Linked DNA regions of Homo sapiens: all the other regions are linked to region 2. A link is a loop called in an ENCODE intact Hi-C map of the cell type or tissue named here. Cell type or tissue: heart right ventricle. All regions are shown on one strand. Links, peaks and the distances in the headings refer to the core of each region. The heading gives the core; the rest is flanking DNA. Region 1 overlaps LOC107985681 (a long non-coding RNA gene). Region 2 overlaps LOC124905206 (a long non-coding RNA gene). Region 3 overlaps PLS3 (plastin 3). Region 4 overlaps PLS3 (plastin 3).

What was found. Peaks named below come from ENCODE experiments on the same cell type or tissue, not always from the same donor. Only the 100,000 strongest peaks of a DNase experiment are listed, where the experiment ranks them.
Region 1: it touches region 2 in a loop (1.9-fold over the local background); 3 of 110 quality-filtered maps call a loop at or near these places.
Region 3: it touches region 2 in a loop (3-fold over the local background); 7 of 110 quality-filtered maps call a loop at or near these places.
Region 4: a loop joins it to region 2, with 2.5 times the contacts of the local background. A loop is called at or near these places in 6 of 110 quality-filtered maps.

Annotation. Positions count from the first base shown.
Region 1 is chrX:115,360,657-115,368,921 of GRCh38, forward strand. It overlaps LOC107985681 (a long non-coding RNA gene), which reads left to right. Exons shown (of 3, transcript XR_001755944.2): 2 at 6,930-7,070. Among named protein-coding and RNA genes, the nearest start is that of LUZP4, 75 kb to the left of the region's middle. In heart right ventricle, for the core only: no CTCF peak of the experiment used is centred there; no DNase peak of the experiment used is centred there.
Region 2 is chrX:115,445,902-115,454,166 of GRCh38, forward strand. LOC124905206 (a long non-coding RNA gene) reads right to left here. Exons shown (of 2, transcript XR_007068305.1): 2 at 4,240-8,265. Among named protein-coding and RNA genes, the nearest start is that of PLS3, 110 kb to the right of the region's middle. In heart right ventricle, for the core only: no CTCF peak of the experiment used is centred there; a DNase peak (open chromatin) is centred at 4,110.
Region 3 is chrX:115,640,644-115,645,895 of GRCh38, forward strand. It overlaps PLS3 (plastin 3), which reads left to right. Exons shown (of 16, transcript NM_005032.7): 10 at 2,670-2,865; 11 at 4,378-4,456. Among named protein-coding and RNA genes, the nearest start is that of PLS3-AS1, 81 kb to the left of the region's middle. In heart right ventricle, for the core only: a CTCF peak has its summit at 2,490 (motif pointing left); no DNase peak of the experiment used is centred there; H3K27ac peaks cover 2,258 bases.
Region 4 is chrX:115,647,524-115,655,788 of GRCh38, forward strand. It overlaps PLS3 (plastin 3), which reads left to right. Exons shown (of 16, transcript NM_005032.7): 14 at 27-150; 15 at 370-494; 16 at 1,906-3,338. The coding sequence ends at 2,038. Among named protein-coding and RNA genes, the nearest start is that of PLS3-AS1, 89 kb to the left of the region's middle. In heart right ventricle, for the core only: a CTCF peak has its summit at 3,576 (motif pointing right); no DNase peak of the experiment used is centred there; H3K27ac peaks cover 2,661 bases.

The DNA of each region.
Region 1 (8,265 bases), core at 1,328-6,327, 86 kb before region 2:
CACTTTAAAACCTCATCTTCTCTTCCAAGCAGCCTTTGCTGACTCATTCCAATCCTCACTGATATTTCTTCCCTACATCCCTTAAGATTCATTATCTGTTGAGGATTTGGCATTTATTAATATGGCATTGAATGATATTTCACCAGAGGACCCAGTAATGCTTAAATCACCAGACTGCCCTGGAGATGACATGGCATTCCTGCCAGAGTGGTTTCAGGGCAAGGGGGAAGACAACCTGAAGACTCTAGCAGCTCTATATTGTGAACTAAGATAGACCAACAAGTAATAAAACAAGTGCTCGGCTGCCCAATGCACCTCGTACTGGCATGTGCTGCCCAGACATCCCACTTTCTTGGTGTATAGATAGCCACCCAGCCAGTGTTTCCAAAAACAGTGGATTGATCCTTCCAACTGGCTATTGTGAATGGTGATTGAAAGTATCTGCCTCTTAAGTAATGGAGGCAGCGCTTTATTTTTTTATATATATCAACTACATTACTTTCGACATGAGAAACTTCTGCAGCCTGTTTAAAAATGTGAGAAAACGCTGGGTGCAGTGGCTCACGCCTGTAATCCCAGCACTTTGGGAGGCTGAGGCTGGCAGATCACAAGGTCAGGAGTTCGAGACAAGCCTAGCCAACATGGTGAAACCCCATCTCTACTAAAAATACAAAAAATTAGCCGGGCTTGGTGGCGGGCACCTGTAATCCCAGCTACTCAGGAGGCTGAGGCAGGACAATCGTTTGAACCTTGGAGGCAGAGGTTGCAGTGAGTGGAGACCGTGCCACTGCACTCCAGCCTGGGTGACAGAGTGAGACTCTCTCTCAAAAACAAAAAAATAAAAAATAAAAATAATAAAAATGTGAGAAAAAAAATCAGGAAAGCTACAAAATTAACTGTCTTACTAATGAAGACATTTAATAATTTAGCCGATCCCCTAAAATAATTGCCACCAGATGCCCCCTTTCCTGAAATTGGTGCATGTTTGAGTAAAAAGCATAAGCATCTTCAAGTCTATCTTTTCAGCTTCAAACAGGAAAGGATGTTGAGCAAGGAGTGGCAGGAATAACAGGAATTGATGTGACTTCCTCTGATATATTATCAAATATGTATGTAGAAGTGTTTATTATTTTCTACCAGTTTGTAGATATGGTGCTAATGACTGCTCCGTTTTGAGATTGCTGTGACATAAAGCTTACCTTTTCCTGAAAAAAAAAAAAAAAAAGGCAACGATACAATAAAAAGGAGGGCAAAAGGCCATCTTACTTCTCTTTCTATCCCAAAACCCAATCCCAAATCTTAACACTCCAATCGAGAATCGGCCAAACAAGTCAAGAAATAATAGAAGAAAAATGCACACTCATAAGCTCCAATGCCCATATAGGTGTGTGTATGTGTGTGTTTGTATGTGGGGTTGAGAGGTGAAGCCAGCTGGACTTTCTGAGTCGGGTGGGAGAACTTGGAGAACTTTTCTGTCTAGCTAAATGATTGTAAACGCACCAATCAGCACTCTGTAAAAACGCAGCAATCAGCACTCTGTGTCTAGCTAAAGGTTTGTAAATGCACCAATCAGCACTCTGTAAAAACGGACCAATCAGCACTCTGTAAAATGGGCCAATCAGCAGGATGTGGGCGGGGCCAAATAAGGGAATAAAAGCTGGCAACCCGAGCCAGCAGCTGGCAACCCTCTTGGGTCGCCTTCCACGCTGTGGAAGCTTCGTTCTTTCTCTCTTCACAGTAAATCTTGCTGCTGCTCACTGTTTGGGTCTGCACTACCTTTAGGAGCTGTAACACTCACTGTGAAGGTCTGTGGCTTCACCCCTGAAGTCAGCGAGACCACGAACCCACTGGGAGGAATGAACAACTCCGGACGTGTCACCTTTAAGAGCTGTAACACTCACTGCGAAGGTCTGCGGCTTCACTCCTGAAGTCCAGCGAGACCACGAACCCACTGGAAGGAAGAAACTGTGGACACATCTGAAGGAACAAACTCCGGACACACTATCTTTAAGAACTGTAACACTCACCACGAGGGTCCGCGGCTTCATTCTTGAAGTCAGCGAGACCAAGAACCCACCCAAAGGAACCAATTCCGGACACAGGGTGGAGGAGGGGGTGAAGGTTAATGTGCAATTTCTAGATGAGAATGCCTGTGGCTTCTCTTAACCACATAAATGAACAAGCACTGGCAGAGAGACAGATGGCTTAGCTGGCCCAGAGCAGCCCCAGTGCTCTTAGGGAAGGAAAAGAGCCCCCTTCACTTCACTTCAGTTCCTCCTTTCCCCAGCAGGGTGAGCAACCCCTAAAGACCATCGTTATTTTGAGGGCTTTTGTTTAAGTATAGCACATATATTAGAATGTACTATGGTGATGGCCTATGGTGCTCTTGAATTGTTTCATAAATATTTATCCTGAATCCCCAGAAAGATTAGAAACTCATTGAGAGCCAGATCCAGTATCCATGCTGCTTCTATGTCTCAAAAGGCTTAACTGAGGCACAGAGTAAATGGTCAGTCATTATGGGTATGATTGAATGAAAAAATAAATCCTTAATTTTGAAACTCAATACAACCTGGTTTTACAGATGTGAGGATAATGATATGGCATATTCAAAGGACGTAGAAAGGAGTTAGGAACTGGCAAAAGAGTTTAAACCATCAAGAGTAGCTCCGTTGTATGAAAAAAGCATACCCCCCTCAAACCTTCTAATCATAGACTAGGCTCTGTGAGTTAATGACATTTCTTTATAAGACATGCAATGTTTTTTTTTTTTTCTGTCTGGAAGCAATACACATTCAGAAATTGAAGCAAACATCAATAGAACAAAAGCTGCTGTAGCTCAGCTGTTTGGAGAAAATCAATTCAAACAACTCATAATTTGCTGGGTGACACATCATGAAACATTAAGCTAAGTGGCGGCACCTGGCTTCAGAAGCATAATCTCTAGGACAGCTACTAATTTATTCGTGCTGAAAAGGAAAGTCTCCCCTCCCCACTCCTTTCATGTAAAGCTTATAAACCAAAATGAGAATGATATCAAAGGGCTCTAAAAAAAAGAGCTTCCCAATAGACAGTTATCTCTTTGTCAGGTTATTTCATGCAACTTCCTCAAACAAAGCAAAAGATGAGCTGTACTAAGGAAATGTTTTGAGATCTATAAGCTGTGAACAGAACTTATGAGGTTCAATATGAAAGGAAGGTATGCAGTATGGCAGGATATTAGTATAATGGAAGTCTGGTTCACAGTTTGGGAAGGTTGTCGGCAAAGGTATTTTCATTTGTTTAGTAACTGGGGTTAGTGATTAGAAAATACAAGGACTCTGAACCTTAAAAATCATCATGATCGGCTACTTACTGATGAAATGGTAAGTGGAGTTCATGCACACACACAAAGCAGGCAGGGAGGGCCTGACCTTGGGTTGACTGAGAAAGAAGGTCAATGGGAATACATCATTGGTGGTGAAACAAGGCATTAAGTCTCATGGAGAAGCTTTGGGGAGTATTCACTACCATCATTGATCATAAGTACATATTGAAGGAAGATTTACTGCATGGCCAGTTTGAGCCAGCTGAGATGAGGAAAATAGAAGAAATGGAGCCACTTTCCCCAAGTAACATATAATCTAATGAAGACAAGATTAATAATGATCATTGAATATTTACTGTGAGCCAAGTAGTGCTTTACGTAGGTTATCTTACAACATAATCCTCACAACATGCCAGTGAAGCAAGTACTGTTATTCCCTCTATTGTAAATACGAGGAGACTAAGGTCAAATAGGTTATGAATCTTGTTTAAATTCATTCATCCAGTAAGTGGCAGAGCTAACTTGAACTGTGGTCTTACTCCAGAGTCTATGCACTTAATCACTATAGTAGACCCAACTGTAAAGTGGGGATAAAAAGGGTGTCTACTACAGAGTTGATATGAGAATAAATGAGGTAACACTAACAACAGCAAGGAGAGTGCCTGGCATGGAGCCAATGTTCAAAAATGGTTGGCTATCATCATCTTTAATGTCATCAGTGTTTTCCTACCTCCTAAAAATATGAATCCTTTTTACAACAATCTTGACAGGTAGTTCCCAGCTCCTGATAATATATCTCCCCAAGGGCAGGAAGCTCAGTATTTGAGCAGGCTGCTTCCTTGTGCAACAGCTCTTGTTGTTCAGAGGAATTTTCTTTGATCAGCTGAAGTAAACTTCAGCTCTTCTGTAACTTTTGCCTATTGGCTTTAGTTCTGCCATTGAGAATAACACAGAGTAAGCTGATACCCTCTTCCACTTGACTTGACAGATTAAATATGGCAAGAACTAGAGAATCATTTACATTTTTTTAGCTGGAGAACAACAACAAAGAAAAGGGAGGCTAATGAAGCTGTGTCTGATGAGAATAAGCAGAGCTGGATTTGAGAGCAGTGAGAATGGAGACAGGGAAGCCAGTGAGAAGGATGTGGCAGTAATCCAGGTCATATGGACCAGGATGAGAGCAATGGCAACGAGGATGAAGAAGAAGTGCAGATAACAGAAACTTTTCATGTGGGAAAATGGACAGAACTTGGGGTCTGGCCAGATACTGGGGGGGGGTAAATTTTAAAAATCTCATTTATGGTCCAGAGTTTTCAAACATAGCTATTAAGAGAATTCAATTTTTTTTTTGTGGTGGGGGTGCATTTGGAGGGTGGTAAGATGATGATTTTGGATTTGAGTTGACAACCAAAAAAAAAAAAAAAAAATCCGGTAACTAGAGACAGGTGACTGGCAAGAGTTATCTGGGATAAGAGATACACATTTAAAGTCATCAGCCAGAAGGGTTGAATAGGTTAGACAAACTGTTGATGCAGGGCTTCAGATGTTAAGGTGAGAATCTGAACGTGGTCCAGAGGGTGAGGCTGGCCCCATGTGGAACTCTGAAGGAGCTAGTATTAGAAGCCTCTGGCTGCCCTCCCACTCTGTCTTTTTTTGGTGGTGTCTTTCCCTTCCATTTAGGTCTTAAATACCCTTATCTCCCTCTACTTGCCCTCTCTCTTAGTCCGTTTACACTGCTAAAATAAAATACCACAGACTGGATAATTTATAAAGAACAGAAATTTATTTCTCACAGTACTGGAGGCTGGGAGTCTAAGATCAAGGCACTGACAGGTTCCATGTCTGGTGAGGGCCTTATCTTCACTTCCAAGAGGTTGCCTTGTTGCTGCATCCTCCAGCGGGGAGCAACGCTGTGTCTTCACATGGTGGAAAAAACAGAAGAGCCAAAAAGGGGACCAAACTCCCTCTGTCGAGTCATTTTATAATGTTTTATAATCCATTCGTGAGGGCAGAGCCCTCAAGACATAAACAGCTCCCAAAAGGCCCCACCCAATTAGCAATACTGTTGCATTGAGGGTGAAGTCTTGAACACATGAATTTTCAGGGACACATTCAGATTATAGAAAGCTCCTCTTAATATTGTGATGAAGACAAAACTAATTTAAGTGGGTCAAGGTGGTTACATGGCAACAACATAAACTGGGATTCAAGAAACCTGGATTCTAAGCCGGTCATGGTGGCTCACGCCTGTAATCTGAGCACTTTGGGAGGCTGAGGCGGGAGGATTGCTTGAGGCCAGGAGTTTGAGACCAGCCTGGGCAACATGGTGAGACCCGGTCTCTAGAAAAAATACAAAAATTAGCCGGCCGTGCTGGTGCACATCTGTAGTCCCAGCTACTTGGGAGGCTGAGGTGGGAGGATCGCTTAAGCCCAGGAGGTCAAGGCTTCAGTGAGCCATGACTGCACCACTGCACTCCAGCCTGGGAAACAGAGCAAGCCTCTCTCTCAGAAAAAGAAACCTGGATTCTAGACTCAACTCTACCACTCCTCCTTTTGAATCTCAGAAGGGCCCAAATGGCCCTTACAACTAAAAATAAATCAATGTGTGTCCAACCTGCCTGTACTGAACACTGCCCCAGTTAATTGGCTCAGTGCTGCAAACCTATTTCCAGATTCTCCATTCGTTCTTAAGTGCAAAAGACACAGAAGAGCTTAGCATATACTGTTGGAAAGAAAGAAGCAGATAATATGTTTAATGGATAATCCAGAAACAATAGTCTTTGGTCTTGGACTGTAGCCTGACATAGATATCCAGACACATGCCTACTAGTACAACCATTCATTCACCTTCTCCTGAACTCAGCTGTATGGCTTACTGCTGGAGCTGGGTGAGATAAAGTGGTAGAGGAAAGCAGTTACATCAAGTAGACTTCTAATGAGGATTCCAAGAGTTATGTATTTGTTGCATACAGTTTATGTGCAAATATGTATATAACTAAGAATAAAAAGATCTGAAAGGTTATATATGGAAGAGTTGACAGCAGTTCCTTCTGGGAAAGAGACTTAGATCGGGATGCAGGGGTGAGAATGAAAGGAGACTCCCATTAACTCTAGACAGTTTGGCATGTTAATTTTCACGATGAGAATGTATTCCTATGTTACACAAGTAATATATGAAACAATGAAAATGCTTTTCATTTTTAAAAAGAGACAACTGTTTATTAAGTCTGAGAAGCTGAAAAGTTTAGAGTAGCATTTCTGGTATCACAATGATAATGACTTCATGTCTTAGGGTGCTTGGTGGACAGCACCCTCTTCTCCCTTCCATAGATCACCAGCCTTTCTAGCCTCATAGCCACCTGAGAAGCAGAATCAAGGAAAGGGGTGTTTGAAAAGAATGCAGAGAAGAAATGGAGTGTATCAAATGACATCAGGAAGGCTGGCTGGTGGACTATAGGCTCCAAAGGTTAGCCAAGCAGTGTGTCAGGCAGTAAACCAGAGGGTCCGCTTTGACCTCCTACCACCATTTGACGAGAAAACAAGAGAAAATGTGGCTGGTGTGGGTCCACTGCAGAGGTGGGGAGTTCTTTCGTGCAGTAGTGACAATGCCCTGCTTCCCCAGATCTGGCACATTTCAGAAGTTGCTGACGTGTTGATGCCTGCTAAAACACAACGTGGGAAGAAGAATGAATGTGGGCAAGCTCGGCTAGCCACTCAGAGGGAAATGATCTCATTTCTCCTGCTGGGCAACCCCCAGTTGCTGGTAAGTGGAAAAAGACAGGGTAGAATTTAAATTCCACCATTATGTTTTTTTTCTCAAAAGCCACAAGTTTACAGATGATGGCTTATATTGTCTCATGAGCTGTTTATCATAGCTATTTCCAGAAAAGGAGAAGGATTCAGAAATACTGTCTTGGCCAGAATTTCATTCCCTTGCTTCTCTTTGGGGATATTTCCATTATTTTTTTTAATATACAGGAGTGGCCTTTGGCACTTGTTATGGTCTTATGTGCTGACTGGTTGGAAGTCATGAATATTGGAGACTTTAATCCATAATCTGTCTCCCAGTGCAATTTGTCTATGAGATTCCTTTCCTGTCCTGCCAGAGGGTAGTAGAGTTATAATTCATTATCCTGTGATCTTCAACATGGCTTCTGGCACAGTGAGTAAGTTCTTTGTTCTTTTAGGACAGAACTGTCACTCATCACTAAACAGCCCTTCATTTTTTTCCCCAAACACTGACTCATAGAATCATAGATTCTCAGGGATGGAAGGAAGCCGAGAGGTCGTCTAATCCAACCCTTTACTAGTTGACTCCAGGCAGTGCCTAGACATGGTAAATTACTTCATGCCCCAAATAAGTAAAATTTAGTGAAATAAGAAGGGCGATTTGTGAGAGTCAGAGATGGAACACCTCCAAAGGGTCTCTAAAGGGATGTGTGTGCTCAAAGGTGCGATGAAGGAAAAAGGCATACTTAATAACATCTCTGTTTCTGTGAGAATGAATTAGGTGCAAATCCAAATTTGAAGCTGAGAACCTCCTAATTCTATAATAATAGTGATAATAATCATAGTAATAATAAGTCAGAACAGTTAAAATAAGTTAAGATTTTCTGAACACTCGCTATGTGTCTGACATGAATCTAATTTATTCATGTGAATTATATAATCATCAAGTCACCACTTTGGGGCTGGTATCTTCCATATTACAGATGAGGAAACTGGGGAGTTTTGGAGTGTTTTGCCCAAGGTCATATACCTAGTAAGTGTCAGAACTAATATTGGAATCCAGGAATGTCTAAGTCTTTACCACCAGGCTATATTACCCTATTATCCTCAAATAAAGACAGTTGCTATAGAAAATAGTTGCCTCCTGGATTTATCACCAGCTGCCAGGCTAGTGAGGAGGATATGTTTTATAATCTTTTCCTAGATCCCTTGAGATCTTCTCAATATAA
Region 2 (8,265 bases), core at 1,846-6,845:
GTAACTGCAAATATTTAAGGCTTTATACAAAAGGTACTTAATAACACTTCGATGCTTGCATTTCATTAAGATTCTGCCTTTGAAGTCAGCCTGACCAAGGTCTGAGTACCAGCTTCCCATCATTCTTTGGGTAATGTTTAAAATTTAACCCCTTTGAGGCTCTGTTCCCTCATGAGTAAAATAGGATTAGTAGTAGTATTCACTTGTTTGGGGTGGCTCTGAGAATAAAAAGGAATAATGCTGTAAAATGTACAACATAGTTCCTAGAGCATAAGTGGACAATAAAGGACAGATATTAATTTTTCTGTATTCCCTAAAAAGGAAGGAAGGAAGGAGGAAACTTTTTAGCAAACGAGAAACAGAAAGATAATTCTTTAACTTGTTAAAGGTTACATTTTTAAAAAACTATAATAAGTATTAAAACAATGAAGAAACTTTAGATTTATTCTCTTTGAGATCAGAAACAAGACCATAGTTCCCATCTATCACTGCTAACTTTTAACCTATTGCTGTCAGCCATGGCCAATGATATAAAGAAAAAAATAATTAATAAAAAATGAAAGGGCCTGGTGCAGTGGCTTACACCTGTAAAACCAGCACTTTGAGAGGCTGAGGTGGAGGATTGGTTGAGGCCAGGAGTTCCACACTAGCAACTCTGGGCAACATAGCAAGACCCTGTCTCTACACACACAAAGAATTTTAACTAGCTGTGTGTGGTGGCACATGCCTATAGTCCCAGCTACTCAGAAGGCTGAGGTGGAAGGATCCCTGGAGCCCAGGAGTTTGAAAATACAGTGAGCTGTGATTGCGCCACTGCACTCCAGCCTGGACGACAGAGTGAGAAACTATCTCAAAAAAAAAAAAAAACAAGCAAAAACAAAAAACGAACAAAAAAAACCCCTGCAATTACTTGCAATAAAAATATGATAATCTACCTAAAAACCATCAGCAACAGATTCAGCAGACAAACTGCAGAATTATAATTAATATGAGAGTTCAAAGTGGTTGCCAGATAAAATATCAATCTCCAAAAATAACTTCCATTTCTTCACACCAGTAATAACATGCTAGAAGAGACATGCAAATGTGAAACTGTCACAATAGCAAAAAGAAATTACAAATAATATAAAGACAAAAGTAACAAATGCCTTTATGGAGAAAAAATTCCAATAAAAGAATAAAATATTATTTAAATAAATGGAGAAATGGTCCATACTCTTGGATAGGACAACTTATTGTAAATATTCTCACCAATTTAACCTATTTAATGCAATACCAATCTAAATTCCAGTTGAATTGTTTGAGGAACTTGATAAATTTTATTTAAAATATATATATATATACACATATTATATATATGTATAATATGTATATATATATTTTTTTGAGATGGAGTTTCAATCTTGTTGCCCAGGCTGGAGTGCAGTGGCACGACCTCGGCTCACTGCAACCTCCACCTCCCAGGTTCAAGCTATTCTCCTGCCTTAGCCTCCCAAGTAGCTGGGATTACAGGCATGTGCCACCACGCCCAGCTAACTTTTTGTATTTAGCAGAGATGGGGTTTCACCATGTTGGTCAGGCTGGTCTCGGATTCCTGACCCCAGGTGATCCACCTGTCTCAGCCTCCCAAAGTGCTAGGGTTACAGGTATGAGCCACCGTGGCTGGCCTAAAATTTATATCGATGAATAAAGGTCTATGAATAGCTAAGTTAACCCTATAAAGGCAATGATGGAGTTACCTCAAGAATAATAGACTAGCCCTGCATAGTGGCATGTGTCTGTAGTCCCAGATACTTGAGAGGCTGAGGTGGGAGGACTGTTTGACCCAGGAGTTCAAATCCAGTTTGGGCAAAATAGAGAGACCTTGTCTCTAAATAATAATAATAAATAGAACAAATGGAACATAATAGCAAAACAAATCAAAGGAAGAAAAAGATTGATAAACCAGCTCACTGTATGGAGAAAAATGTAATCAGGACCTTAACTAACTGCACAAATGCAAAAGAAAACATTGATTATGTTGGTAACTTCAAAATATCAAAGTTCTGTTAAACTAAGGACATCTCTGACAAAATTATTACATGATAGAATTATGGAAGCTGATAAGAATTTTGAAATTTCAAAAAACAAAAAACAAACAAGGAGTTAATATCTAGAATATACAAGGGTATTTTGCAAATCAGAAAGATAAAACTAGCACACCCAATAGAAAAATGGATAGAGAATATGAACAAGCGATTTAGAGAATAAACTCAAAAAGGTAGCAGAAATATGATAAGGTGTTCAAAATCACTGAAAATCAGATATATGAAAATTAAAACAGTGTGCATATCATTTTACACTTATTAGACTGGCAAAATTCTAAAAGCTATAAAACGACAAATGTAGGCATGTGGTAATAGAACAAAGGTTCTGTTCTGTTGGCAGGAGTGTAGACTGTTGCAGCCATTACAGACAGCAACTGATCTGTACACAGTCAAATTACCAATATGGCCAACAGTTTCACTAAGGATAGAAACCAAAGATTCTCACAAAGGCCAATAAGAAGACACAGACAAAACATTCACGTCAGAATTGTTTATGGCATCAGGAAGATGAAGGTAACCAGAAAGTTCCTCATTAGAAAAGTGGACAGGTAAAATATGGTACACACAAATGTTTCATGAAGTTCTAATGCAGCAGTTAGAAGCAATGCATTAGAATCACTTACCACACCTTAAATAGATCTTTAAAACATACTGCTGAGTAGAAAAGTAGGGCACAGAATGAGATACAATGTGTAACAGAATACCATTTTCCTAAATTAAAACCCATGTGTATAAAAATCTCCACATATTTGGCAGTAACACAAACAAGAATACATATCAAACACATATTCAATGTTAAATAAAATGTCATTTAAATAATTATTTATAGGTTGAAGACAAAAATGGGAGTAGGTTGTGAAGATTAAAATTAATTAATTAATTATTAAACCAAGCTGATTAAGAAGAAACAAAAAACCTAAATAAACTGGTAATCATTAAACTGAGTATGTGAACAAGTCTTCTCCCTTACCATACTCAAAACAGATACCAGGGCCTTGCAGATATACATGCAAGTTTTACTAAAACCATCAGGCAGAGATAGTTACTATTCATAGAACCTAATTTAGAAACTAGAAAGAGAGGGGGTACCCAGCTCATGCCCTGAGGCCTATATACGACTTGGATACCGAATCCAGATGATTTTGGTATAAGAAATATATACAGTATAAGACCAAATTCTCATATGCACATGAGTGCAAAGTATCCTAAACAGAACACAAGAATATCAGCCAGGTGTGGTGGCTCACACCTGTAATCCTAGCAATGTGGGAGACTGAGGTGGGCGGATTACTTGAGCCTAGGAGTTCAAGACAAGCCTGAGCAACACAGTGAAACCCTATCCCCACAAAAAAATATGAAAATTAGCCAGGCATGGTGACACACACCTGTAGTCCGAGCTACTCAGGAGGCTGAGGTGGGAGAATCACCTGAGCCCTGGAAGTCGAGGCTGCAGTGAGCCTTGTTTGAGCCACTGCACTCCAGCCTGGGAGACAGAGTGAGTTTCTGTCTCAAAAAAAAAAAAAAAAAAAGAATACAAGAATATGAAGTTGAACAGTGTATAAAAACCTGATATAATTCAACATGGTAGCATTTTCCACAAGAATGAAAGAATGGGTCAAAATTGGGAAATCTAATTATATAAATTACGATATTAACAGATTAAAGGAAAACTACGTATCATTATTTACACAAGCTTCTATGGATCGGATATGGTTTGTTTGTCCTCACCAAAATTCATACTGAAATTTTATCCCGAATGTGGCAGTGTTGGTAGATGGGGCTTAGTGGGAGGCATTTGGTTCGTGGGGGCAGAGCCATTATGAATGGCTTGGTGCCCTTCTAGAGGTAATGGATGAGTTATTGCTCTCACAAGACTAGATTAATTATCCAGGAATGGATTAATTCCAAGGAGAGTGGGTTGTTATAAAGCCAGGATGCCTGTTGGTTTTGTCTCTTTGCATGTGTCCACTTCCCCTTGACCTTCTCTGCTATGTTATGATGCAACATGTAGCCTTGGCCAGAAGCCAAGGTCGTGTCCTCGAATTTCCTGGCATGCAGAACAACAAGCTAAATAAAATTCTTTTCTTTATAAATTACCTAGTCTCAGACCCAGCAGTCCCATGAGAAATGAAAACATATGCCTCACAAAAACTTATATGCAAAATTTCATAGCAACTTTATTCATAATCTAAAATACCCCTTCAACTGGTAAATTAACAAATACATGGTAGTACATCCATACAATGGAATTCCACTCAGCAACAAAGAACAATCTATTGAAATACATAACAACATGGAGGAATCGTAAACACATTATGCTAAGTGAAAGAAACCAGATACCCAAAATCTACATGCTGTGTAATCCATTTATATGACATTTTGGATAAGACAAAACCATTGGGATGGAGAAGAAATCAGCAGTTTCCAGGGATTGTGCATAAAGAAAGGAGTTGACTACAAAGGGATATTATTTCATATATCTTGTCTGTGGTGATAATTACACAACTCTATGCATTGGTCAAATACTCATAGCATGTACCAAAAATAGTGAATTTTACTCTATATAAATTTTAAAAATAAATAATTTTCATAGGGATAATGAGCAATTCACAAAAGAAGAAATCCAAATGGCCAATAAACCCCTTTCATGGCGTTATTCTAATAAACCCCTTTAACATCACTAATATCAGGAAATGCAAATTTAAAACTACAAAATAACATTTCCCACTCAGAAGACTGGAAAACTTAAGAAGTTGGTTAAAGATTTTGAGAAAAGGGAATTCTCATAAACTGCTGGTGGGAATGGAAATTGACACATTCAGAGAGCAATTTGGTAATATTTTGTAAGGTTGAAGATACATATAATGTATATCTACAATTCTGCTTCTTTGTACCTGGAAGAAATCTAGCACATGTGCACAAGAAGACATGCAACAGAATGCTAAGTGCAGCATTATTTATAATATCAAACATTGGAAGTAATATATATGTCAGTCAAAAGGAGAATGTATAAATAAACTAGTGACATTTTGATGCAATGAAATGATGTTCAGCATTTGAAATGCATGAACAGAGGCCAAGTGTATCAAATAAATAAATATCGATAACTAAATGTTGAGTGAATGAAACAAGCTGCAGAATAACACATGTGGTATGATATTTACATAAAGTTTGAAGACAAGTAAAACAATACTACATATTGTATATTGATAAATACGTACTTAGTAGTCATTTAAAAACTTGAAGTGGAATGATAAACACTAAATTTAGGATAATGATTACCTCTGAGGAGGATTGGAAAGGAATGAGATCTCGGAGAGCCACAAAGAGGTCTCTAACTCTATATGTAATGTTTATTTTCTTCAAAATAAAAATACAAAGAAAATTCGGCAAAATGCTGAGAATTTATTTGTTTTCTTATTTTCTGAATGTTTTGCAAAAAAAAGAAGAAATAATAGAAAATTATTCATGTAAACATGTCCATTGAAAATTATCTCATAGCTGCAGTGGTTCACGTGCTGCTCTTTGGGAAACAATACTTGTATTAGTCTGTTTTCACACGGATATAAAGAACTTCCCTGAGACTGGGTAATTTATAAAGAAAAGAGGTTTAATTGACTCAGTTCTGCATGGCTGGGGAGGCCTCAGGAAACTTACAATCAAGGTGGAAGGGGAAGCAGGCATGTTTTATTTGTCGGCAGGTGAGATAGAGAGAGAGAGAGAGCCAGTGCACGAAGGAAGAAGAGCCTCACACTTATCAAACAACCAGATCTCTTGAGAATTCACTCACTATCATGAGAACAACATGCGAGAAACCACCCCCACAATCCAATCACCTCCCTTTCTTGACAAGTGGGGATTACAATTTGAGATGAGATTTGGGTGGGGATACAGAGCCAAACCATATGCTCTAGTGGCTTAGAACATAGACTACAGAAGTCAGGTTCAAATCTTGCCTCTACCATGTACTGGCTGTGTGGCCTTAAGAAAGTTACTTAATCTCTTTAAACAGCAGTTTCCTCTTTGGGAAGTTGGGGTAGTATCTGCTTCCTAATGTAGTTGTGATAATTAAATACTGATTTAGGGATAGTCAGGAAGGATAATAACTTCAAAACAGTACATTTTCTGGCCCATGGAAATTGCTAAAAAAATGAGAGTTGTTATTGAATAAATTATTACCAGTGGGTTAAAGTCAAGAAAGACATTCTGGAAGAAGTGACACTGGTTTGCTTCTCAAAGGACTTTGAAAAATTAACCAGCTGTGCAAGGGAATCATTGGGTGTTTTATACAAAAGGAACAGACTGCATATGGTCAGAAGCATGAAAGTACATGATCAAACTTGGGGAGTATCCATGAACAAAGCCAAACATCTAATTTTTGTACTCCTAGTCTCTGACACATATTTCACCTCCAACCTTGGGTGTATCCTTTACAAAGCACAGCATAAGTCAAAACACACTTTGGAGATGATGATGAATAGTTTTGACATGAGTGGAAGGAATGATGACCTGTGGGAAGCAATAATTTATCTGGACTTGAACAAATTGTGTAGTCATATGATAAAAACAGAACTGGAAGGAAACATGGTGAACACATCTAATGATCATCCTTCTTTTCCCTACTTTTATTTTCGTTTTCTATAGTATCTTCATTTTCCAGATGCCCTATGGAAAATGAGTCTGCTGAAATAATGCTACTCAAGTTATAAATCTTTAGACAAGATTGATATAACTGATGAAATTAGCTTTTTGTTGGGGTTCAGTGGCTGAACAATGGACTGGATCACTGCCTGACTGGTTGAATTACATTAATAACCAGACTCAGAACTTGTAGGTCTGGCTATTACGTTGTCCTAAGGAACAAGACAATCCAGAATGATTCTAATTCAGTAAAGCTTGCATTTTATGACAGTCAAAATTTTAAATTGAATAGAAAATGATAATTGTGGTGGTGCCACATAGTTATAACCTAACCGTAACATTCTTTTTCTTAGAAATACAAAAAATAGACGTGAATGGGGAAAATAACAAAATGGCCAAAGGGCCTGTAGAATAAATCAGAATTCTGTTACCACACCACTGTAACATTATACCCAAGTCTTGCTAATCATATTGTATTAGCAACTATATACAAGATAGGTATGATCAGGTAGCTTGAGCCAAATCTCTTCTTAATACCAATGTCCTCAGGGAGAAACGGAGAACCAAAACTCTAGTAGCAATGGCATATTTAGTGTTATGAAAGGAATTGATATTGGAGCCAAGGCAACAATTTTCCTCTTTGTCCAAACATCTGAAAATGATAATTTTTCAAAGATGTCTAAAATCAACGTGGAGCAAGAAGGAAAATGGTCACGCAAAAGCCAATGCAGTCAAGAGCTTAGAACAGTTGTGCAGCTTAGTTTGGCAACTCAAGCACACAAGCCTCCCAAATAACACAGGGTGCAATTTCATAGCTTGGGCTGCCCTGTTTCTCGAATTCTGCCATAAATTAGTCTACTAAGTATATTTGTTTGACAACCCATAAAAATATTCATAAAGGTGTTCTTTCAGAAAACAAAAAATGAAGATTGCTGATTTTCAATGGGTGAAAAGTTTCCCAAAAACACATTTTTTAAAAAGGTTAGGGCCGGTGAGATGGCTCAAGCCTGTAATCCTAGCAATTGGGGAGACTGAGGCAGAAGGATTGCTTGAAGCCAGGAGTTCGAGACCAGACTGAGCAACAAAGGGAGAGTTTGTATCTAAAAAAGAATAAAACAACTTAGCCGGAGGTGGTGGTACATGCCTGTTGACACTGCTACTCAGGAGGCTAAGGTAGAAGGATTCCTTGAGCCCAGGAGTTTGAGGTCTGCAGTGAGCCATGATCCCATCACTCCAGCCTGGGTGATACGGTGAGACCTAGTCTCAAGAAAAAAAAAAAAAAAGCTAGGAAGTAAATTTTTATCAAAATACATTATGGATTTTTAGTTTTTTAACTTTGCAGATTAACTTCTATTTCATTCAAGCCTTAAAACATGCCTCCCTCAGCCAGGTGTGGTGGCTCACACCTGTAATCCCAGCACTTTGGGAGGCCGAGGCTGGCAGATCATGAGGTCAGGAGTTCGAGACCAGACCAGCCTGGCCAATATAGTGAAACCCCATCTCTACTAAAAATACAAAATTAGCCAGGCGTGGTGGC
Region 3 (5,252 bases), core at 4-5,003, 190 kb after region 2:
TTCAGAGGCCAGAAAACTAGCTTTGATTTATTTTGATTGTTAGTGAATTCCATCGTTGTTGTGGTATTGATTTATATGGATGGCATAAAATATTCAAAACAAGTATGGGGAAATAAGTAACTAGAAGCTAACCTTTTCCAAGTATTTGGATTACAACCACAGTAATAGATTTAGTGACTATATGAAAACCTTTTCCAAGTATTTGGATTATAACCACAGTAATAGATTTAGTGACTATATATTCATATTCCTGTGTTGAGAGTAATGTGATTATGTTTTACAAACTCCCAATCTATGAAATCTAATTTAGGGAATTACTCTCAGAGACCATGTTCCCTGGTTATGTCACTAATTTGTTTAGTGACATTGGACAAGTTCCTTCTCAAAATTGGATTTCACTTTGTTCATCCATAAAGTAAGGAGTTAGAGTGAACTATTTAGTCCCAAGTTTCTAGGAATCTGTGGTTTTTGTACCCATTAGATATGGAATGCATGCTACTAATTAACAAAATCCACATATCTAGCCTATTATGCCATAGGATGGAGTGGATTACATTGGCTAAACCATTTTTCTTCTCTTTCTTTTTTTTTTTTTTTTTTTTGAGACAGAGTCTCACTCTGTTGCTGAGGCTGGAGTGCAGTGGCACCGTGTCGGCTCACTGCAACCTCCATCTCCTGGGTTCAAGCAATTCTCCTGCCTCAGCCTCCCGAGTAGCTGCGATTACAGGCGCCCACCACCATGCCCAGCTAGTTTTATATTTTTAGTAGAGATGGGGTTTCACCATGTTGGCCAGGCTGGTCTTGAACTCCTGACCTCAGGTGATCCACTCGCCTCGGCCTCCCAAAGTGCTGGGATTACAGGTGTGAGCCACCGTGCCTTACGTGGCTAAACCATTTTTATGCTGCCCTTATCAGAACTGAATTTGTAACTGACTTGTGTGCTTATATTTCTGTCTGTATGTTAAATGCAAAACTCTTCAGCTCAGGTCACTCTTGGTAGGGATGAGGGGCCATCTTGTCCAAGAAGGGAGCTGTCTGGGTTGGCTAGCCATGTGATCTGATACCAGGGTAAATGGCATCAGTATGCTAACCGATTCTGATACACCCCTTCTCTAGTCAATCCTTTCCAATTGATCTTAAAACACTCTTTTGTCTCTTCCCTCTTCAGAATCCGACAAGGATTCTTCTGTTGACTCTAGAATTCAGTCTGAAATGTTCTGCTTGGCACTCACCCTACAAATCTTGCTCTAAAATCTAGCCAGTGTTATTTCCCCAAAAGTCTGTGTTCCCCACCCCAACCTTCCTTCCCACCACCACCCAGGTGCCTTTGCTCATGCTGTTCTCATGGTTTTCAGTGTCCTTCATCTTTTTCAGCTTTACACCTTCTTTAGGGTCTTTTTTTTTTTTTTTTTTTTTTAAGAGACGAGGTTTCGCCATGTTGGCCAGGCTGGTTTCGAACTCCTGGGCTCAAGCAATCCTTCTGCCTCGGCCTCCCAAAGTGCTGGGATTACAGGCGTGAGCCACCACGTCCAACCAAGGCCTAATTTTAACTCTGAACAGTTTTACCTGTTTTTTATTTCAATTTAACTTTTTTCTCTTCGTCTTTGTAATGGAAAAAATCCCTTCCTTTCGTCCTAACTTTTTTAATCCTTCAATTCCCTGAGATTAATCCTTGGTCTTGCCTTCCACCATTCTCCCTACGCTCAAAAGAAATCAGTGGAAATAGATTCTCTGCTTCTCTTCAATTCAAGCAACAGTTCACAAGCATTTCCCTTGGGATTTGAGCATGACATGAATGAAGGTGTCTGTCTTCTCCCTCAGCCAGGGAAGCCTACTTCCACAGCTCAGCACAACTTCCTCTCTCTCTAGCTCGCTCTCCAGCAGTGCCCTCCTTTCTAGTTCCTTCTGCTGCATAACACAGCCCCAGAGGTTCCAGGGTTCCAAGGAGTCCACTCTGTCATGAAGCTCATTGACTTAATGCACAGTACCCAGAAGCCTCAGTGAAGTTCAGCTGAGAGCCAGTAGAAAAAAGGAGAAACTCCAAAGCAGAAAGTAGTAAATCAGCAAAATAAAATAAAATAAGCCAGGTTGAAGAGAATGAACCCACAATTTACAGAAAATGAACACCATTTTCTAAAGGAGACTTAAGTAGGACTACAGTTAATACCCTTTCACATTTAATAATTAATTGAGATTCATTGTAGATAAAGTACATTTGAAAAAAAATTTTAACATAATTCTACTGAAAATATCTGAATATTTAACTTGAGGTGGCTTAAAAGGACAATTGAAGCTGTTTTCCTATTGAGAAGGAAAAAAGGAAAAGTGGAACCAGAGAAAGTGAAGATGGTGAATGTATATTTTTCTCTACAGATTTTCAAACAAAATCTGGGAGTTTCCCCCAACCTTTTACGTAACTTCTTTCTTAATGCAATTTAGTTAAATGTACTCAGTAGTTTGCTGTGTGATCTGGCGCCATCTAGTGTATATTACAGGTACTGCATCTCCAAGAGGGCCAACCTTTTTTTTTGCATTCAAAACAATTTTATAATAAGTACCATATGTTAGCTAAAAGAAAGTAGAACTGTATACCCAGACTATGACAGTGGGGAAATTTTCTATATTTTTAGTGTGGCCTTTGACAAAGTCTTCCGATTTTGTTTCAACAGGAAACAGATGATTTGAAGAGAGCTGAGAGTATGCTTCAACAAGCAGATAAATTAGGTTGCAGACAGTTTGTTACCCCTGCTGATGTTGTCAGTGGAAACCCCAAACTCAACTTAGCTTTCGTGGCTAACCTGTTTAATAAATACCCAGCACTAACTAAGCCAGAGAACCAGGATATTGACTGGACTCTATTAGAAGGTAACTAAAAACCTCAATTTCGAATGTGTGGGACTATAGAGTAGAAATACATAGGCCACAATGATTTTACAATCTAGACTTAATAAGTTTTTTTATATCTACAAGAAGTAGATGGCAGATGCTGAGTAAAAACTGGCAGGAAAGTACGATACAAGTGAACTTTTAAAGTAAAGTAGTCGAGGCCGGGCACGGTGGCTCACAGCTGTAATCCCAGCACTTTGGGAGGCCGACATGGGCGGATCACCTGAGGTCAGTAGTTTGAGACCAGCCTGACCAACATGGTGAAACCCCGTCTCTACGAAAAATTAAAAAATTAGCTGGGGCGTGGTGGCACATGCCTGTAATCCCAGCTACTCGGGAGGCTGAGGCAGGAGAATCACTTGAATCTGGGAGACGGAGGTTACAGTGAGCCGAGATCGCGCTATTGCACTCCAGCCTGGGCAACAGAGTAAGACTCCATCTCAAAAAATAAATAAAAAAAATAAAAAGTAGTCGAGTCGCTTAATGTAAAGCCACTTAGTAAATCAGTATTTAGTTTTAATATTTAGGGTTAGACCACTTTTTAATCCTCTCACCAGGAAAAAGTGCACATATGCATTCAGTTTGACCTGTAAATTTAGCATATATTTATGTTTCATTCATCCACAGTCAATGTAACTGGAACTAACCCCAACTCCTTTCACCTTTACCTCCTCAAGAAACAAATGATAATATATACTAATTTTTTTTTAAGTTTTGGAAAGGCAGAGTTTACCTTTTCCAGATTATATATGTGTGAAGCGTAGTCTATAAAAATTAAGAAATGCAGCCAGGCGCGGTGGCTCACGACTGTAATCCCAGCACTTTGGGAGGCCAAGGTGGCCAGATCACCTAAGGTCAGGAGTTCGAGACCAGCCTGGCTAACATGGTGAAACCCCGTTTCCACTAAAAATACAAAAAATTAGGCAGGCATTGTGGTGCGCACCTGTAATCCAGATACTCGGGAGGCTGAAGCAGGAGAATCCCTTGAACCTGGGAGGCAGAGGTTGTAGTGAGCTGAGATCGTGCCATTGCACTCCAGCTTAGGCAACAAGAGCAAACCTCCATCTCAAAAATAAATAAATAAATAAATAAATAAATAAATAATGCAAATAGTAATTCATTGAGTGTCCACTGATATTTCTATAAAACCAGTAACTTAACTGATAACATCAGTTACTTTGAGGGATGCAGATTCGAGGAAATATTGGAGAAAGATTTGAGAAGGAGACTATAAAAAGTTCATAAACCTCTAAATTGCTTAACTGGTTAGAATAAGGTTGTATTCTTTAATTTTAAAATAAATTCAAATTTTAAAAATAAGCCTGTACCTAGAGAGAATGTATGTACTTAGAAGAATGCTTGGAAACTCGTATTATCGAAAAATTCTAGATCTGAATAGAGAGATAAAATAATCTAATATGTGTATTGGCACTATATGCACATACATAAAGTGTTTAATGAATCAGTAAATTTTGTGAATATTCTTAACAGGAGAAACTCGTGAAGAAAGAACCTTCCGTAACTGGATGAACTCTCTTGGTGTCAATCCTCACGTAAACCATCTCTATGCGTAAGCCTTCCTACTGCTATTGTAAACAGTTACGAATGTCATGAATGGATGTTAAATAATGACAGCTCTAAAGATTTTCTAGATATTAATTTGTAGCTATTATTTATATTGGAAAATGTCAAGTGGTGATTTCCATCATCATTTTCCAAATACACAAAAGCTTTAAGTATTCCTTTACATGATCGTTAACTGTAAGTGATAGAATATATAAATGTCTTTATAGTACCCTAGGGAGCAAATACTTTATATTTTGAAACAGCTGTTTGGGAGGTTGAGGTGGGGGCATTGCTTGAGCCCAGGAGTTTGAGGCTTCAGTGAGCTATGGTTGTGCCACTGTACTCCAGCCTGGGCAACAAAGTGAGATCCTATCTCTAAGAGGGAAAAAAAAAGAAAGGTAAAAAAGAAAGAAACAGAGACCAGGGAATCCTTTAAGTAGACCATCCACAACAACTCAGGGACTTTGGTTCATTGTTCTCTCAGCCTGGAACGTTCTTTGCTCGCATATAGTGGCTCGTATCCTTACTGTATTCCAGTCACTGATTCAAAGATTTCCTGACTACCACCTGCTACTCTCTAACCCCTAACCCTAGTTCCTTTTTTTCTTAATAGCACTTACATACACCCCTAAAATTGTTTGTTTATTGTCAACAAACCAATACCCCCCGTATTGTTTGTTTATCCATGTACTTGTTTATTGTCTATCTCTCTGACTCTAATGCAAGGACAGGGATTTTTGTCCTGTGGGCCCAGCCTCTAGAACAGTGCCTTGCTTACAGTAAGCTCTCAATAAATACTT
Region 4 (8,265 bases), core at 803-5,802, 200 kb after region 2:
ACGTTTTCTTCTGCTGCCTCTCTTAGATATACCCTCAATGTCCTGGAAGATCTTGGAGATGGTCAGAAAGCCAATGACGACATCATTGTGAACTGGGTGAACAGAACGTTGAGTGAAGCTGGAAAATCAACTTCCATTCAGAGTTTTAAGGTCAGAATCCATATTTGACTATTAAATATTATGTTTGCTGGATAACATCTATCATTTGGGAAGGCAACTTTTGGCTTCTTTGTGAGTGAGAATTAGTGTTGGGCTAATGGCACAATTCTTTACGAATTCACTGGGCTTTGTTTTTGGCACTTGATATAAGTAAGCACATGTTAATTTGTATGTATCAAAATTCTCAGATTTGTTCTCCTTTCACACTAGGACAAGACGATCAGCTCCAGTTTGGCAGTTGTGGATTTAATTGATGCCATCCAGCCAGGCTGTATAAACTATGACCTTGTGAAGAGTGGCAATCTAACAGAAGATGACAAGCACAATAATGCCAAGTAAGGGAGACTGCTAATAGTATGAAAAGAACGCAGCTTTGTAGCTGGACAGATCTGAATTCTAATTCAGGTTCTGCCATTTAAGAGTGGTGTCACCTTGGGAGAAACCTCTTGGAGCCTCAGATTCCTCATCAATAAACTGGGGGCAATAATACTTACCTTAGATTTTATAAAGATTAAATTTTTAAAAATTATAAGAGCCTAGCCTTGTGCTTGGCCTACTAGGTGCTTAGTCGGTTGTTGCTTCAGTGGATTACAGAAATAATGTAGCATGTATTTTAATGCAAATCAGGTAAAACTTTACAAGGAAAATAAGAGCTTAGGGTGTTCATCTGTCTGTCTCATTCTTTTTTTAAAAAACGCATTATCCACTTATGTCTCTTTTACTATACATAGATCATTCTTACTACATTTATTGAATTTATCTTCATCAGTTCCCATATTAACAGAATGCTTGCTAGCCCTCCACAGAAGACTATGCCTTGAAAGTTTCTTGCATTTCAACAATATTCAGAAGGTCTTTTCCACCAGCCTATTTTCTTCTTCACCAAAGGCCTAGAGTGTGACCTGGCTTCATGGGTGACCCATGAAAACCTTACTAGTTAGACATTGAAAATCCATCCACAGTCCTGCATTACCGAACAGCTAAGAAGCATTCCTGCAAAACTTTGGAGTTAGGCACATTATTTCTTTTTTCCTTGAAAAATATTTCTAGCAGATATGACAAAGGTCTAATATCCACAATATATCAAGAACTCTTGAAATCTCTTTTTCTAGAAACTCGATGATTTAATTATCTTTAAAGATTCTGGTTCCAACACACCTAGAAATACTTCACGGATTAGTTGAGATGTGTTCCTGAAAATTTCCCTACCTGGACATCTCAGTTCTTCTGTCCCTTCGTCTACCTTTTCTAGTTTTTGGTCCAGCCACTCTGTCCACGTACCACGTAGACTGTCTCCCCTCTCATGAATACTTGGAAGTATTCATTGCATCTGCCTAACAACTTGGGTTTTGCATCTAGCATGATTTTCCACCTCATATCTCTAAGATGACTTGAGTGTGTGTTATTATGTGTGCAATGAGAATATTAACATGGATTGTATAGACAGCCTAGGTAATTATATATATAAAGTTGGTGCTTCAAGCTTAATTCTCACCTCACATTGGAGAAAAAGAGTGAATAAATATTATTAGCCCCAAATAATAGAGCTTAAAAACCTACTGTAACTTCAAAGTGAAATCAAAACCCAAATCAAAAGAAAACAAAAAGCAAAACTGTTCTAATTGGAACTATCAATATGGAATTTTTGCATCCCAGCATAATAATTATATATGAGGAAATAGATGTCTTACGTGGTGTCCTTAACTGACAAGAATTTCATCCTGATTTTGTTTCCCCCTAAAATAGGTATGCAGTGTCAATGGCTAGAAGAATCGGAGCCAGAGTGTATGCTCTCCCTGAAGACCTTGTGGAAGTAAAGCCCAAGATGGTCATGACTGTGTTTGCATGTTTGATGGGCAGGGGAATGAAGAGAGTGTAAAATAACCAATCTGAATAAAACAGCCATGCTCCCAGGTGCATGATTCGCAGGTCAGCTATTTCCAGGTGAAGTGCTTATGGCTTAAGGAACTCTTGGCCATTCAAAGGACTTTTCATTTTGATTAACAGGACTAGCTTATCATGAGAGCCCTCAGGGGAAAGGGTTTAAGAAAAACAACTCCTCTTTCCCATAGTCAGAGTTGAATTTGTCAGGCACGCCTGAAATGTGCTCATAGCCAAAACATTTTACTCTCTCCTCCTAGAATGCTGCCCTTGACATTTCCCATTGCTGTATGTTATTTCTTGCTCTGTTATCTTTTGCCCTCTTAGAATGTCCCTCTCTTGGGACTTGCTTAGATGATGGGATATGAATATTATTAGACAGTAATTTTGCTTTCCATCCAGTATGCTAGTTCTTATTCGAGAACTATGGTCAGAGCGTATTTGGATATGAGTATCCTTTGCTTATCTTTGTAGTACTGAAAATTTGCCGAAGTAACTGGCTGTGCAGAATGTAATAGAAGCTTTTCTTATTCTTTTATTCTTAAGATCAGTATCTTTTTACAGTATTCTTTCTACATGATCCTTTTTTGTACATTTAAGAATATTTTGATTATATTAAACAAGACTGCTGATTTTGCTACTTTTTTTAAGGGGTCTTCAAGTAAGTAAAACATACATCGTAGCTAGAAGAAAAATGTACCTTAAATTTGCATCTTCCCTCTCATACCCAAGCTGTAAACAATTGAAATATTTTGTCTTAAATCACTTGGTTCAATACATGCTTATTTGTTTTAAAACCTGTATCATCAAACTCTCTCTCTAAATTTAAAATGCTGTTGAATATGATACTTTTGAGGAGAGAGTGTGCTCAGAACTTAGACGGGATTTGGTAGGCCAAGTATGCTAAGTGTACAATATATTTTTTAATTTTACACCTGAAACAAAGAAATGTGGTCACTAAAAATAAAAGTATATATGTAGGAATTAATGTACTCTTGCTTTGTCAAGCTGTTTGCTATAGTTTCCAAGGTATTATGTTACTCTAACTCTGAAAAGTGATGTAATCTGGTAGCAATGTAGTAGTTCAAATAAAGGCATTTACATAATAATTAGTCTGTTCTTCATGCTTTTGTCTCTTAGGAAGTATGCCAATGTTTGTCAGGATTTTTTTCTTTTTGTTTTTCTGATGTATTCTGTAAAATGGTGTTTGTTAAATTTGAGTTTTGGGAGCTGAATTAGAGGTACTGAATTAAGGACAGTACAAATGAAGTAAAAAGGTTTTCTCCAATTTACCAAAATTTCTTTATCCAGTTCCTGCTTTTTTCTTTCTTTTCCACCTCCCTCAGTCTTTTCAATGTTCTATGATATACATATCCTGAAACAGTGGGGATCTGAACAGTCACAGAGGAGAAATGGTTCATAGTAGATCTTCTCAATCTCATCCATATATGACATTTTTGGCTGGATAACTCTGTTGGGGTGGGGAGAAGGGGCTACCCTGTGCATTGTAGGAGGTTTAGCAGTATTACCGGCCTCTACCCACTAGATGTCAGCACATGCCCGGTGGTGTTGACCAAAATTGTCTCCAGACATAACCAAATGTCTCCTGGGTGGCAAAATCATCCCTTGTGGACAATCAGTGCCCATTTAAGCCTTTGTGTGAATGAGTAATATAAGGTGTAGTCTACTGAGGATTTGGTTACATAGAGATACTATATAATACTTTGCATTTATAATCTGAGAGATGGAAAGGCCTTTTTAAATATCACCTGAATTCCAAAGACATAAAATTAAAAAAGGATATATTTGACAACTCTACTTTTGCAAATATATATGTATAATAAAAAAGATCAAAATATAGATAACTAAAAAAGTGAGTTCAGTCTCAGATTATAGATTCTTTTAATATAAAAATAGGATTTATGAGTGAAAAAAAGACAAATCTGCAAACATACTAGGGTAACTGATGAAGTAAGGACAATTACATCTTAAGACCTGTCTTATGCCTTGAATCTGCCATACTCATTCACGTTCATCTTCGTCGAAGTACAAAGGTTCTTCTCTGTAAGCCCTAACGCCTTGAAGTGCCTCTTTAACAAGATAGGAAAGATATATTACATGTGGCCCTTTCTTCAAAAAAGGAGCTGATTTCTTGGGTGGTTCACTATACAGGGCCCACAGCCTGTAGGAGTGTACCATGGGATAGTTAAGTGTTCATATAAAGCAGTGGACCTGACACACAATTTTTTTCCTCCAAAAACTAATTTCAACAAATAAGAATGTGGACCAAAATTAGCAACACATTCAGAATTCTGCTGGGCGTGGTAGCTCATAACTGTAATCCCAGCAATTTGGAAGGCTGAGGCAGGTGGACTGCCTGAGCTCAGGAGCTCAAGATCAGCCTGGGCAACACGGTGAATCCCCATCTCTACCAACATGGTGAATCCCCCATCTTTTCCCCACACACCTGTAACTTCAGCACTTTGGGAGGCTGAAGTAGGAGGATTTCTTGAGGCCAGGAGTTTGAGACCAGCCTGGACAACACGGGGAGACTCCGTCTGTATAATAAAGTTAGCTAAGCATGAGGCTGGGTGCGGTGGCTCAAGCTTGTAATCCCAACACTTTGGGAGACCAAGGTGGGTGGATCACCTGAGGTGAGGAGTTTGAGACCAGCCTGGGCAACATAGTGAAACCCCATCTCTACAAAAATACAAAAATTAGCCAGGCATGGTGGTGGACACCATAATGTGTCCCACCAGCTACTCGGGAGGCTTAGGCAGGAGAATCACTTGAACACTGCGGGCAGAAGTTGATGTGAGCCGAGATTGCGCCACTGCATTCCAGCCTGGGTGAAAGAGCTAAACTCCATCTCGAAAAAAAAAAAAATTAGCTGAGCATGGTGGTGCATACCTGTGGTCTCAGCTACTTGGGAAGCTTAGGCAGGAGAATCACTTAGTTCAGTTGATCAAGGCTGCAGTGAGTTGTGATAGAACCATTGCATCCTAAACTGGGCTGCAAGACTCCATCTCTTAAAGAAAATAAAGATGATATTCCCCCTCTATCCTAATATGCTGAGAGATTGATTTTTTAAATTTTTGTCATGAATGGGTGGGTAGATTTTATCAAATGCTTTTTCTGCATCAATTTATATCATCATAAAATTTTCTTCTTTACCCTATTGATACGGTGGATTACATTGATTAGTTTCCAAAGATTAAACAAACCTTGCATGCCTGAATAAATCCCACTTGGTCAGTGTATAATTCTTATTCATTGTTGAATTTTATTTGCTAATATTTTATTGAGGATTTTTGCATCTAAGCTCAGAATGACGTTAATTTTTATTTAAATGTTTGGTGCAAGTCTCCAGTAAAAGTGTCCAAACCTGGAGATATTTCTTTAATGGTTATGGGGCTATTCAGATTATCTATTTAATCTTGATTGCGTTTTGGGTGGCTTTTGAATTTTGAGGAATTTGTTCACTTCTTCCATGTTGCTGAATTTGTGACCATAAAGTTTTCGTAGTATTTCCTTAATTATCTTTTTAATAGCTGCAGGATATGTAATGATATCTTCAGTTTGATTCCTCACAGTGGTGATTTATGTCTTCTCTCTTTTTAACCTTTGTCAGTCTTGCTAGAAGTTTATCAATTTCATTACTTTTTTTAAGAACTAGCTTTTTGTTTCTTTGTTTTTGTTTTTCTATTTTATTGATGTATGGTTTTATCTTTATGATTTCCATCTTTCTGCTTTCTTTGAATGTGTTCTGCTCTTTTTTTGTTGTTGTTGTTGTAGCATCTGTCCAAGACAACCGTAAAAAGCCACTAACCTCAATAAACTACCCATACAGAATTATCTATTTCTCCTTTCAGCCATATCAGTTTTATTTTGTTTTTTGTTGTTGTTGTTGAGACAGAGTCTCACTGTGTTGCCCAGGCTGGAGTGCAATGGCGTTGGCTTGCGGCAACCGCCTTTTCCGGGTTCAAGCAATTCTCCTGCCTCAGCCTTCTCAGTAGCTGTGATTACAGGTGCCCACCACCACTCCCTGCTAATTTTTTTTTTTTCTATTTTTAGTAGATACAGAATTTCACCATGTTGGCCAGGCTGGTCTCGAACTCCTGACCTCAGGTGATCCACCAGCCTTGGACTCCCAAAGTGCTGGGATTATAGGCATGAGCCACCATGTCCGGCCACACCCTGCTCAGTTTTTATGTATTTTGAGACTGTGTTGTTTGGTGCTTACACATTTAGGGTCACCATTTCTTTTTAGCTAATTGATCTTTTTCTGATTACATAATGTCACTCCTAGTCCCCAGTAATTTTCTTTGCTCTGTATTCTACTTTATGTGATATTAATATAGCCTAGCCATTCCTGCTTTTTAATGTTTACATAATTGTCATTTTCTATTCTTTTATTTTCGAGCTGCATTCATTATGCTTGAAGTGAGTTTCATGTAGATTGCATATCGTTGGGTCATGTGTTTTTATCTGTGTTTTAATTTTTTGCTTGTTTGTTTGTTTTGAGATGGAGTTTTACTCTTGTCGCCCAGACTGGAGTGCAGTGGCGCGAGCTCAGCTCACTGCAACCTCCGCCTCCTGGGTTCAAGTGATTCTCCCACCTCAGCCTCCTGAGTAGCTGAGATTACAGGCATGTGCCACCATGCCCGGCTAATTTTGTATTTTTAGTGGAGATGGGGTTTTACCATGTTGGCCAGGCTGGTCTCGAACTCCTGACCTCAGGTGGTCCACCCGCCTCAGCCTCCCAAAGTGCTGGGATTTCACAGGCATGAGCCACTGCACCCGGCCATTCCTTTTTTTTTTTTTTTTTTTTTTTTTTGAGATGGAGTCTCCTCTGTTGCCCAGTCTGGAGTGAAGTGGTGTAATCTCGGCTGACTGCAACCTCCGCCTCCCAGCTTCAAGCGATTTTCCTGCCTCAGCCCACCACGCTCAGGTAATTTTTGTATTTTTAGTAGAGATGGGGTTTCACCATGTTGGGCAGGCTGGTCTCGAACTCCTGACCCCAGCCTCCCAAAGTGCTGAGATTACAGGTGTGAGCCACCATGCCCGGCTGTTAGCCACTGCACCCGGCCTTAATTATTAATAGTTAGACATTATTTACTTTGAAAGTAATTATTGATATGTTAAGGCATAAGTGTGCCATTTTATTATTTAGTTTATGTTTGCTTGCTCCACTTTTTGTCCTTCTGTTCCCTGCCTCTTATCTTTTGATGAGTCACTTGAACGTTTTTTAAAATTCCATTTTGATATGTCAATAGTGTTCTTGAATATAGTTCTCTTTTTATTTTTATTTTTTGAGACAGTCTTGCTCTGTCATCCAGGCTGGAGAGCAGTGGCACTATCACGGCACCACTGCAGTCTCAACCTCCTCCCGAGCTCAAGTGATCCTCCCCGCTCAGCCTCCCGAGTAGCTAGGACTACAGGCTCATGCCACCACATTCAGCTAATTAGTTTTGTTGCTGTTGTTGTTTGTTTGTTTTGGTAGAAACGAGGTTTTGACATGTTGCCCACGCTGGTCTCTAACTCCTGGGCTCAAGCAATCTTCCTGCCTTAGCCTTGCAAAGTGCTGGGATTACAGGCATGAGCTACCTCGTCCGGCCAAATATGTCTTATTTTTTAAGGACTTGCTCTAGGTGTTAGTATATACATATGTACCATATCACAGTCTATTACTAAGCAAGATTTTAGCACCTCAAGTGAAGTACCTCACTTTCATTTAGATCACTTGACTCTCTCTACCTGTTAAATAAATATAAATGCTTTAAGCAGTTTCTCTACATACATTGAGCACCGTGTTAGATGATATAAATTTGGCTTCAACTCTCAAATAGTACCTTTAAAAAGCATGAAGAGAAGCTTAGTTTATTATATTTACCTCTGTCATAACCATTCTATTTTTCTTTCTTTCTTCCTGGGGTCTCAGCATCCTTAGGTTATAGTTTCCTTTCTCTTTGGAAAACTCCCTTTAGCCTGTTAGCCATTGTTTAATAACAGGTCTTCTAGTAAAAAATTCTCTGAGGTTTACTTCATCTGAGAAAGCCTTTATTTCCCTTTCCGGGACTCTTTTTACAAGGTCCCATGAGTTGAGCCTTACTTGCTACTAGACCTTGGTGAGCTTATCAAGAGTCTAGACTAGAATTTTACCTCTCACACCAAGAAATGTCACATACTTGATAAAATTTAACCTTCTTAGTAAGTGACTTTGTG